3 separate regions of the Homo sapiens genome follow, and all the other regions are linked to region 3. Evidence: chromatin contacts called from ENCODE Hi-C or POLR2A ChIA-PET data. All regions are on one chromosome and are shown on one strand. The core of a region is the stretch at or near the end of the contact, and the rest is flanking DNA. Distances in the headings are between cores, read along the strand shown. Region 1 holds the start of STARD10 (StAR related lipid transfer domain containing 10). Region 2 holds the start of CLPB (ClpB family mitochondrial disaggregase). Region 3 holds the start of FADD (Fas associated via death domain).

The links. Hi-C counts contacts between places; a loop is a spot of excess contacts on that map. ChIA-PET counts read pairs that join two places held with the same protein, here RNA polymerase II (POLR2A). Pooled maps may share reads with other maps.
Region 1: a map of CD8-positive, alpha-beta T cell shows a loop between it and region 3 (32-fold over the local background). The contact joins the promoter of STARD10 here to the promoter of FADD in region 3. A Hi-C loop is called at or near these places in 1 of 168 maps with a recorded cell type or tissue (CD8-positive, alpha-beta T cell). POLR2A ChIA-PET finds 5 or more read pairs at or near these places in 1 of 52 experiments (activated B cell).
Region 2: a map of B cell shows a loop between it and region 3 (17-fold over the local background). The contact joins the promoter of CLPB here to the promoter of FADD in region 3. A Hi-C loop is called at or near these places in 2 of 168 maps with a recorded cell type or tissue (B cell and CD8-positive, alpha-beta T cell) and 2 of 50 pooled maps.

Annotation. Positions count from the first base shown.
Region 1 is chr11:72,792,704-72,795,410 of GRCh38, reverse strand. STARD10 (StAR related lipid transfer domain containing 10) reads left to right here and starts at 1,364. Exons shown (of 7, transcript NM_006645.3): 1 at 1,364-2,536. RefSeq lists an enhancer at 1,039-1,608.
Region 2 is chr11:72,433,181-72,435,880 of GRCh38, reverse strand. It overlaps CLPB (ClpB family mitochondrial disaggregase), which reads left to right and starts at 1,350. Exons shown (of 16, transcript NM_001258392.3): 1 at 1,350-1,809. The coding sequence starts at 1,407. RefSeq lists enhancers at 399-1,205, 1,269-1,728.
Region 3 is chr11:70,202,038-70,204,764 of GRCh38, reverse strand. It overlaps FADD (Fas associated via death domain), which reads right to left and starts at 1,469. Exons shown (of 2, transcript NM_003824.4): 1 at 1,020-1,469. The coding sequence starts at 1,305. RefSeq lists silencers at 739-930, 980-1,059.

The sequences.
Region 1 (2,707 bases), core at 115-2,614, 2.6 Mb before region 3:
TTTGTATAGGGAAAAGGCAGGCTGGTTGTTTTTTGTTTTTGTTTTTTGAGACGGAGTCTCGCTCAGTCGCCCAGGCTGGAATGCAGTGGTGCGATCTCGGCTCACTGCAACCTCCACCTCCCAGGTTCATGCCATTCTCCTGCCTCAGCCTCCCGAGTAGCTGGGACTACAGGCGCCCGCCACCACACCCAGCTAATTTTTTTGTATTTTTAGTAGAGACGGGGTTTCACCATGTTAGCCAGGATGGTCTCAATCTTCTGACCTCGTGATCCGCCCGTCTTGGCCTCCCAAAGTGCTGGGATTACAGGCGTGAGCCACCACTCCCGGCCTAGGCTGGTTTATGACTCACAGGGTCTGTATTTCACAATAATCATACATATTCAGCAGGTTTTGGGGAAAAGCTATACATATTTATGAGGGGATGTGAGTGCATGCACAATGGGTAAACACCTGTAACATATGTTCCATGTTCACTTTGGGATGGGGTTTTTGCGTTAAAGTGAGGTGGAATTTGGTTCTTTGCATCATAAGGTGGACTATAGGACACAAACACAGTTTGCGTGCAGTCTCTATGAGCTTGCTGAAACTGGCCTGAGGTCTGCAGTTACTTATCAGGAAAGAATGTTTGTAAGGCCTGTCCTCTGTCGATCAGCGTTGTAGTGGTCTGAGTTGTAAATCTCAGTAAAGAAGAGTCTGACAATTTGCATGATAGCTCCTATTGCTAGGGGTTTAGTAAGAGTGTGGTTTTTCTGGCAGCAGTAGAAATTTAAGAAGTTGCCATGCCAGCTGACAGCTGAGCCCTGAGGTAGGCAACGTTTGTTTCCTTAACCTTAACCTTAAGGTCCATCGTAGTTGATAAAAAGGCATCTGGCCAGGCCTGATGGCTCACGCCTATAATCCCAGCACTTTGGGAGGGTGAGGCGGGAGGCCAGCAGTTCTGGGGCCACTGCACTCCAGCCTGACAGACAGAGACCCTGTCTCAAAAAATAAATAAATAAAAAAGATAAAGGGGCATTTGTCTTGATCGCTCAGATCACACAACTAATAAGTAGCATTCTTTCTAAAAGCCGCAACAATGCTACTCCTCTCTTATAAGAGCTACTGTGTAACTCCTGCCCAACTCAAACCCACAGGCCCAGGCTCAGAACACTTGGCTCCATTGCTTCACTGTTTCCCTGCTAGCACGAACCCCCCAAACTCCATCTCCCAACATGCCGCGGGCCCCCTTTCTGTCAGCCTGACTCTTGAGCTCCTGAGAAATGTAGTTTTTCCAGCGGCCCAGCCCCAGAAAGGTCCTAGCCAAGAACTACAGTTCCCATGTGGCAATGCGCGCGCCATTCCGGTGGAATTCACCGCGGTCTCCAGTTTGCCATGATGGATGCCAGAACCTGCACGTGGGGCTTGGTGACGCGATGACTGAGATGCTGGAGTCCCCGGTCAGAAGGACGATGCCGAGCGCGCCGTATTTTCTCCTGCCTCTCCTCAGATCGCCGCCGTTGTTGGGCTGTGGAGACGTCTCAACCAAAGTGGAGCCGACAGAGGCCCCGGGAGCCGTGGTGACAGAGCGGCCACAACCACTAGGGGGCGGGAGGCAGAGCGGCCCCTAGTCCGCCCCTAGTCCGGGACCTCTGGGCGGTCCCGGGCGGGAAGCGCACGCGCAAACGCGGGGCTTCGCGGCCGCTGTAAACACCAAAGAGCGCCTGCGCAAGCCGAGAGTCTCGGGATCGACACGTGGGGGCGCCTGAGCGAAGATAACCGTAATAAATAGTAACCTAACGGTCCAGTCATCGTTCTGTGGTCCTTTCTTTTATGATTCACAAGGAATGACCCTCTTCATCGCCTCTCCTAATTCAGTCCTCACAACAGTCCTTTTACAAATGGGACAACAGGTTAGAGGAAGTCAGGCAGATTTCCAGCATCATAGAGAGTAAAGGACCAGGGAAGGATCAGGATTCAAGGACTGCACCCAGGCTCTGCTTCCAGCTTGCTGTGTGACTTTGGGTAATTTTGTTCCCTTAGGGAACTGAGCTTTCTCATTTGTAAATGCAAACAGGCTGTTGGGAGGATCAAATGAGATCCAGGGGTGAAAACAGCTTAGTTTACTTTCAGGAATTTACCCACGCGGTATATAAAGGCAAAATATTATTATAGTCAGGTGATTGTAGATTGAGGAACCCATTTCCTCATTCTGCAAATTGCAAACCTGAGGGCCCAAAGAGGGACAGGGGCTTGCCCCAGGTCTCAGCAGGCTGTGAGCAAGAGCTAAAGCCTAATCCTCCTGCCTTTGGGCCTGGAGCCCTTCCTTGTACCCCAGGGGTCAGTGTCTTTGTTGGATACAGGCTTAGATTGACTGACTGTACCCTGAGAACCTAGGGGAGTCCCTGTTCCCAATTCTTCTCCTACCCCCACCTTGGCCTGATGGAGGAAGACCCTGCTGTGTTGAGATGAGCACCAGAGCCAAGAAGCTGAGGAGGATCTGGAGAATTCTGGAGGAAGAGGAGAGTGTTGCTGGAGCTGTACAGACCCTGCTTCTCAGGTCAGTGGCCCAAGTAAGGGAAAGAACCCAGGTGTGACAGATGAGGGGGCAGCACTAAGGGGACAGACTCTGAATGGAAAGGAGTGGGAAGGCAGTGGACACTGTTTCTGAGCTTGGGAGGAATTGGGTACTCAGGTAACTCCATCTGGGGGCAGTGGAGCTGGAGGTGAT
Region 2 (2,700 bases), core at 101-2,600, 2.2 Mb before region 3:
TGGCACAAAGAAGAACTTCCTCCTTTGCCTACCTATGGGTTCAGTTTGGAAAAGAGGGGGCGGGATGGGAGTGCAGGTGTTAATGGAAACTATATGCTCAAAATCAGAAGACCTGAGCATTACTTTACTCCAGGTGATTTACTGGCAAATCTTTTCACCTTTGAGCCTCAATTCCCTTCACTGTAGACGGGAATAACAGTTCTTGCCCAGCTTCTCACACACAGCTGCCATGAGGATCAGATGAGATGACCCACTTGAAAGCCCTTTAAAAATAACACAATCAGGGCCAGGCGCAGTGGCTCACGCCAGTAATCCCAGTACTTAGGGAGGCTGAGGCAGGTGGGTCGCTTGAGGTCAGGAGTTGGAGACCAGCCTGGCCAACATGGTGAAACCCCGTCTCTACTACTAAAAATACAAAAATTAGCCAAGCGTGGTGGTGCGTGCCTGTAATCCCAGCTACTCGGTAGGCTGAGGTGGGAGAATCGCTTGGACCAGGGAGACGGAGGTTGCAGTGAGCCGAGATGGCGCCACTGCACTCCAGTTTGGGCGGCAGAGTGAGATTCTGTCTCAAAAAAAAAAAAAAAAAAAAGACCGGAAGTCAACTCTTCAAATAAAATGTATTCCTATCTCAGGTGCAGTAGTTACCCTAAACATCTTTTTGAAAGGCCGCCCAGGCTGAAAAAAGAGATAGGCTAAACTAAATAAGCATAAGTTTCATAATATGCCTCTGCTGAAGATTCTTGGGTAATTTACACCAGTCAAAAATTGTGGGCCGGGCGCGGTGGCTCACGCTTGTAACCCCAGCATTTTGGGAGGCCGAGGCGGGCGGATCGCCTGAGGTCAGGAGTTAGAGACCAGCCTGGCCAACGTGGTGAAACCCCGTTTCCACTAAAAATACAAAAATTAGCTGGGCATGGTGGCGGGCGCCTGTAATCCCAGCTACTCGGGAGACTGAGGTAGGAGAATTGCTTGAACACAGGAGACGAAGGTTGCAGTGAGCCGAGATCGCGCCACGGCACTCCGGCCTGTGAGACAGAGCGAGACTCCGTCTCAAAAAAAAAAAAAAAAAAAAAGTGTGTCGTGTGCTTCAACTAAACTAGGAAAGAAGTCTTGGGATTCTAATCTTTAACTCTAATCGCCACGCCCCTTCACCCGAACTCTATTTCCCAATATGCCCCGGGCTTCTATAATCCCGCAGTCATTGTGACGCAATCCCACAGCCTTCTGGGAAACGTAGTTTATTTATTCTCCAGCTGGGGAAAGGCTTAGGGCTGTGGACTACCTCTCCCGTGAGGTAGTGCGCAACTCCACCCTGTTCGCGGCGTCTTCGAACGCGCCGCGGCAGCCATGTTGGACGTGGTCAGCACAGGGGCCGGCACCACGGGGTTATCGAAGCAGCTGTCAAGATGCTGGGGTCCCTGGTGTTGAGGAGAAAAGCACTGGCGCCACGGCTACTCCTCCGGCTGCTCAGGTCCCCAACGCTCCGGGGCCATGGAGGTGCTTCCGGCCGGAATGTGACTACTGGGAGTCTCGGGGAGCCGCAGTGGCTGAGGGTAGCCACCGGGGGGCGCCCTGGAACATCGCCGGCCTTGTTCTCCGGACGTGGGGCAGCCACCGGGGGGCGCCAGGGAGGACGCTTCGATACCAAATGCCTCGCGGCTGCCACTTGGGGACGCCTTCCTGGTCCCGAAGAAACACTCCCAGGACAGGACAGCTGGAACGGGGTCCCCAGCAGGGCCGGACTGGGCATGTGCGCCCTGGCCGCAGCGCTGGTGGTTCATTGCTACAGCAAGAGTCCGTCCAACAAGGGTGATTATGAGATCTGGGTTTGAGGAAGGGAGAGGCGGGAAGATTGTCCTAACTTCGTATCTTAGGAGGGTGGGAGGTACTTATAGGTTTAGATCCTTAGAGCCTAAGTCTTGGAGGGACTCAGACATCATCTGGTTACAGGGGCAGGGTGTTGCCCTAGAGACCTCATCACCTCGGAGTTGTATAATCTCGTACCATAGATCCGCTTCCCCTCTCTGGGCATCATTTTATCCATCTGTACAATGGGGATATTGGACTAAACATCTAATATTATAGCATGGTCCCCTTATGTTTCTCATATTCTGCCTGGTCCAATTCCTCTTTCCTGAGATCTCCAGGAAACGGAAATTATGGGGTGTTTTAAGGGCAACCGCCAGATGGTTTAGAGAAGTTGCCAAACCGCTCCCCCCTACCCCCCGCCACCAAAGGTGCCAGAGTCAGGAACAACCTGACTCGGTTCTAATGCCAGCTTGACCTCAATTTATTTATTTATTTATTTATTTATTTATTTATTTATTTATTTATTTATTTCTGAGATGGAGTCTTGCTCTGTCGCCAAGCTGGAGTGCAGTGGCGCAATCTCGGCCCACTGCAACCTCCGCCTCCCGGGTTCAAGCTATTCTCCTGCCTTAGCCTCCCAAGTAGCTGGGACTACAGGTGCGGGCCACCACACCCAGCTAATTTTTGTATTTTTAGTTGTTGGTCAGGATGGTCTCGATCTCTTGACCTCCTGATCCACCCGCCTTGGCCTCCCAAAGTACTGGGATTACAGGCGTGAGCCACCGCGTCTGACCAATTTCTTTATTTATATAGTGAAGGATAGTTTCCCAACATTTTTACAGTACTGTTATTTTGACTCTTTTTGGAGTTCAGCGGCCTGAGTCTGTCAGT
Region 3 (2,727 bases), core at 220-2,719:
ATAAAACCCGATTTTTCTACGTCCTGTTTTGTTTGTTCAGTACTGATTTTTTTTAAAATCTGGACTTGACTGCTCTCAGGCAGAGAGCTGTTCTGTCCATCCTGTCCCCAACAGGCACCAGTCTTTACAGAGTGAAACCCATGGTGACACATTTAGGCCCTATCTGATTGGTGACTGAATGGCTGATTCCAAGCTACAGCTTGAAGCCTCTGAGAGGCGTCCCCAGAGCACTCCCAAGCCTCTCCCGACTCTGAGAACAAGGGGGGTAGGGCTGAGAAACTCTGCTGTACTCAGGGTTTCTTTTTTATCCTGGAAGCTGCTGCAATCCACAGGCGAGGGTGGAGAGGGAGTGACCGAGAGCAGGACAGGAAGCCACTCCACAATGAACTTGACCAGAGAGGCAGTGTAGTGGCTAACACTACCCATCCGGAGGCCGGACTGCTTGGCTCAAGCCTAGCTCCGTCAGTTATCGGCTGCGCATTTCGACAAAGCCACTTAACCTGTGAGCCACAGTCCTGTCCTCTGTAAAATGGGAACAGTGATAGCTAACAGTATCTAAGCCACAGGGCTACTGCGAAAATTGTATTTGGCAGTTACAAGGGTAAGCGGCACACTGTAAGCCCCTGGGTAGGAGTTACTGAATGCTAGTATTACTCTCAGACAGCCGTGAAAAGCATATTCCGAGACAGAAAGGAAATGATGCGAGGCAGGCTCACCCAACCTCTGCCCCTCCCCCACACCTTCTCTGACTCATCTTTTCTTCAGTGAGTTTTCTAATTTACCCGGGCAGAAGTGGGTGGAGGAAAAAGGACTGTGCGTGTCCACGCCCTGCAACCTCGAATAAGTTAACTTTTCTGCGTTTCTGGCTCTCCCATCTGCAAAACCAGGGCTGTACGGAGAAAACCCACGCAAATCAAACCCGGCAAAGGGGAGGCGCCTGGAGGCCAACCGGAGGAGCCTCGCAGCACCTACAGCCGGGCGACCAGGCCCTGGCTCCCCCGGCCCGGCCCCGCGCCCACCTTCTTCCCCAGGCGCGGCCCCGGCCGCCGCCCCCGCCTCGAAGTCGTCGACGCGCCGCAGCAGGTCGTGGCGCCGCAGGGAGGCGAGCAGCTCGCGCAGGAGCTCGGTGTGCCCGGGCTCCAGGTCGTTCTGCTCCAGCAGCATGGAGAAGAGGTCTAGGCCGCTCTGCACGCGCTCCAGCTTGCGCTTGCCCACGCGCCCGAGGCATAGGAACTTGAGCTCGGTCAGCTCGCTGCTCGACAGGCTGGACGACACCGAGTGCAGCAGCACCAGGAACGGGTCCATGGCGGGGTCTGCAAGCGGCCGGGGCTGCGGCCCGGCCCTCCGTGCGCCCTCTGTCCTCGGCTCGCTGGCCCTGGCCAGGTCTCGCCGCTTGCCCAGCGGCCCAAGGATTCCACCCCCGAACCTGCACTCCGGTGCCTGATTCACTACAGGAAATCGACAAGAGCGCGTTTTCGACCGTTATCTCGCGAAAACTAAGGGACCCGCGCATGCGTCCCTAGCGAAGCCGCAGCCGTTTCCGCCCTGGCTGGCGGCGCCGCGGACGGGCGCGGCTTCTGCGCCTGCGCCCGGCGTATCGTCTCTTTTCCGGGTGGGAGGTGGGGCCTTGGGTGTCCTGAGAGCCTGCAGGTGGCCCAGCTCTCTGCGGTGAGGGCGGTCGCGCCTCTGCCGAGTCCACCTGTTTGCAAAGCGCGGTGCGGCCCTACTGTGTGCAGGGCCGGGGCGGGGAGGGCGCAGCCCGAACGTCACGTGCCCTCACATCTGTTGGTGACCAAGGTTACTTATGCATTAACGTTTAGGGACAAACGTGGAAAATGCATTCTTTGGTGCCCCTGGAGACATCTTGTGTGTGCAGAAAACACTACTCAGAAGTTTATGTGCGTTTAAACATGTGATTTAAATAATACATGATTTCCAAAGTAGCAGTCGTTTATTCAATCAACAGTATTGAGCGCCTACTGTGCCAGGTAGTAGGGTCTGGGGACAAATTAGTGAGCGAAGCGCGAGGGTCCCCGCGTGCCCGGAGTTTACATCATAATTACAAAAGCGACACGCTCCAGAAGAGAAGGTCGTGGCGGCCGTGGTGGCTCAGCCTGCAATGCCCGCACTTTGGGAGGCTGAGGCAGGATTGATTGAGACAAGGGGTTCGAGACCAGCCTGGGTAACATAGTGAGACCCCGTCTCTATTAAAAAATAAAAATAAGGAAAAATAAGGAAATCGTATAGTATGCCAGAAATTCAGAAGAGCCAGGGGAAAGGGAGTCTCTTCACGGGGTGGGCGTGTGGAGGGTGGGGGGCCCGGTGGTCTGATGGGGCCTCTGTAAAGGCGCAGGTGAAGGCTGGGAGGGGCCGGGTACCTAGGTGTGGGGGGAAGAGCTGGGCACACGGAGAACAGAAGAGCAGAGCACAGGGGACGGCTGGGGTTCCAGGAGCAGCAATGCCGTGGGTCTGGAGGTGAGGAGGGGGTGCAGATTAGGAGAGCCCTCACCAGCCAACAAGGACCCAGCTTTACCACAGGGTGGGGCAGGGGCTGATGCCAGCTGAGTTTGTTTTCTTGAGATATAATTCACATACCATTCAATTCACCCTTTTAAAGTTATACTTCAGTGGTTTTTAGTGTAGTCACAAGGTTGTGCAACCCTTACTGCTGTCTAACTTTAGGACATTTTCATCACCCCAAGAAGAAACCCATTAGCATGTACTCCT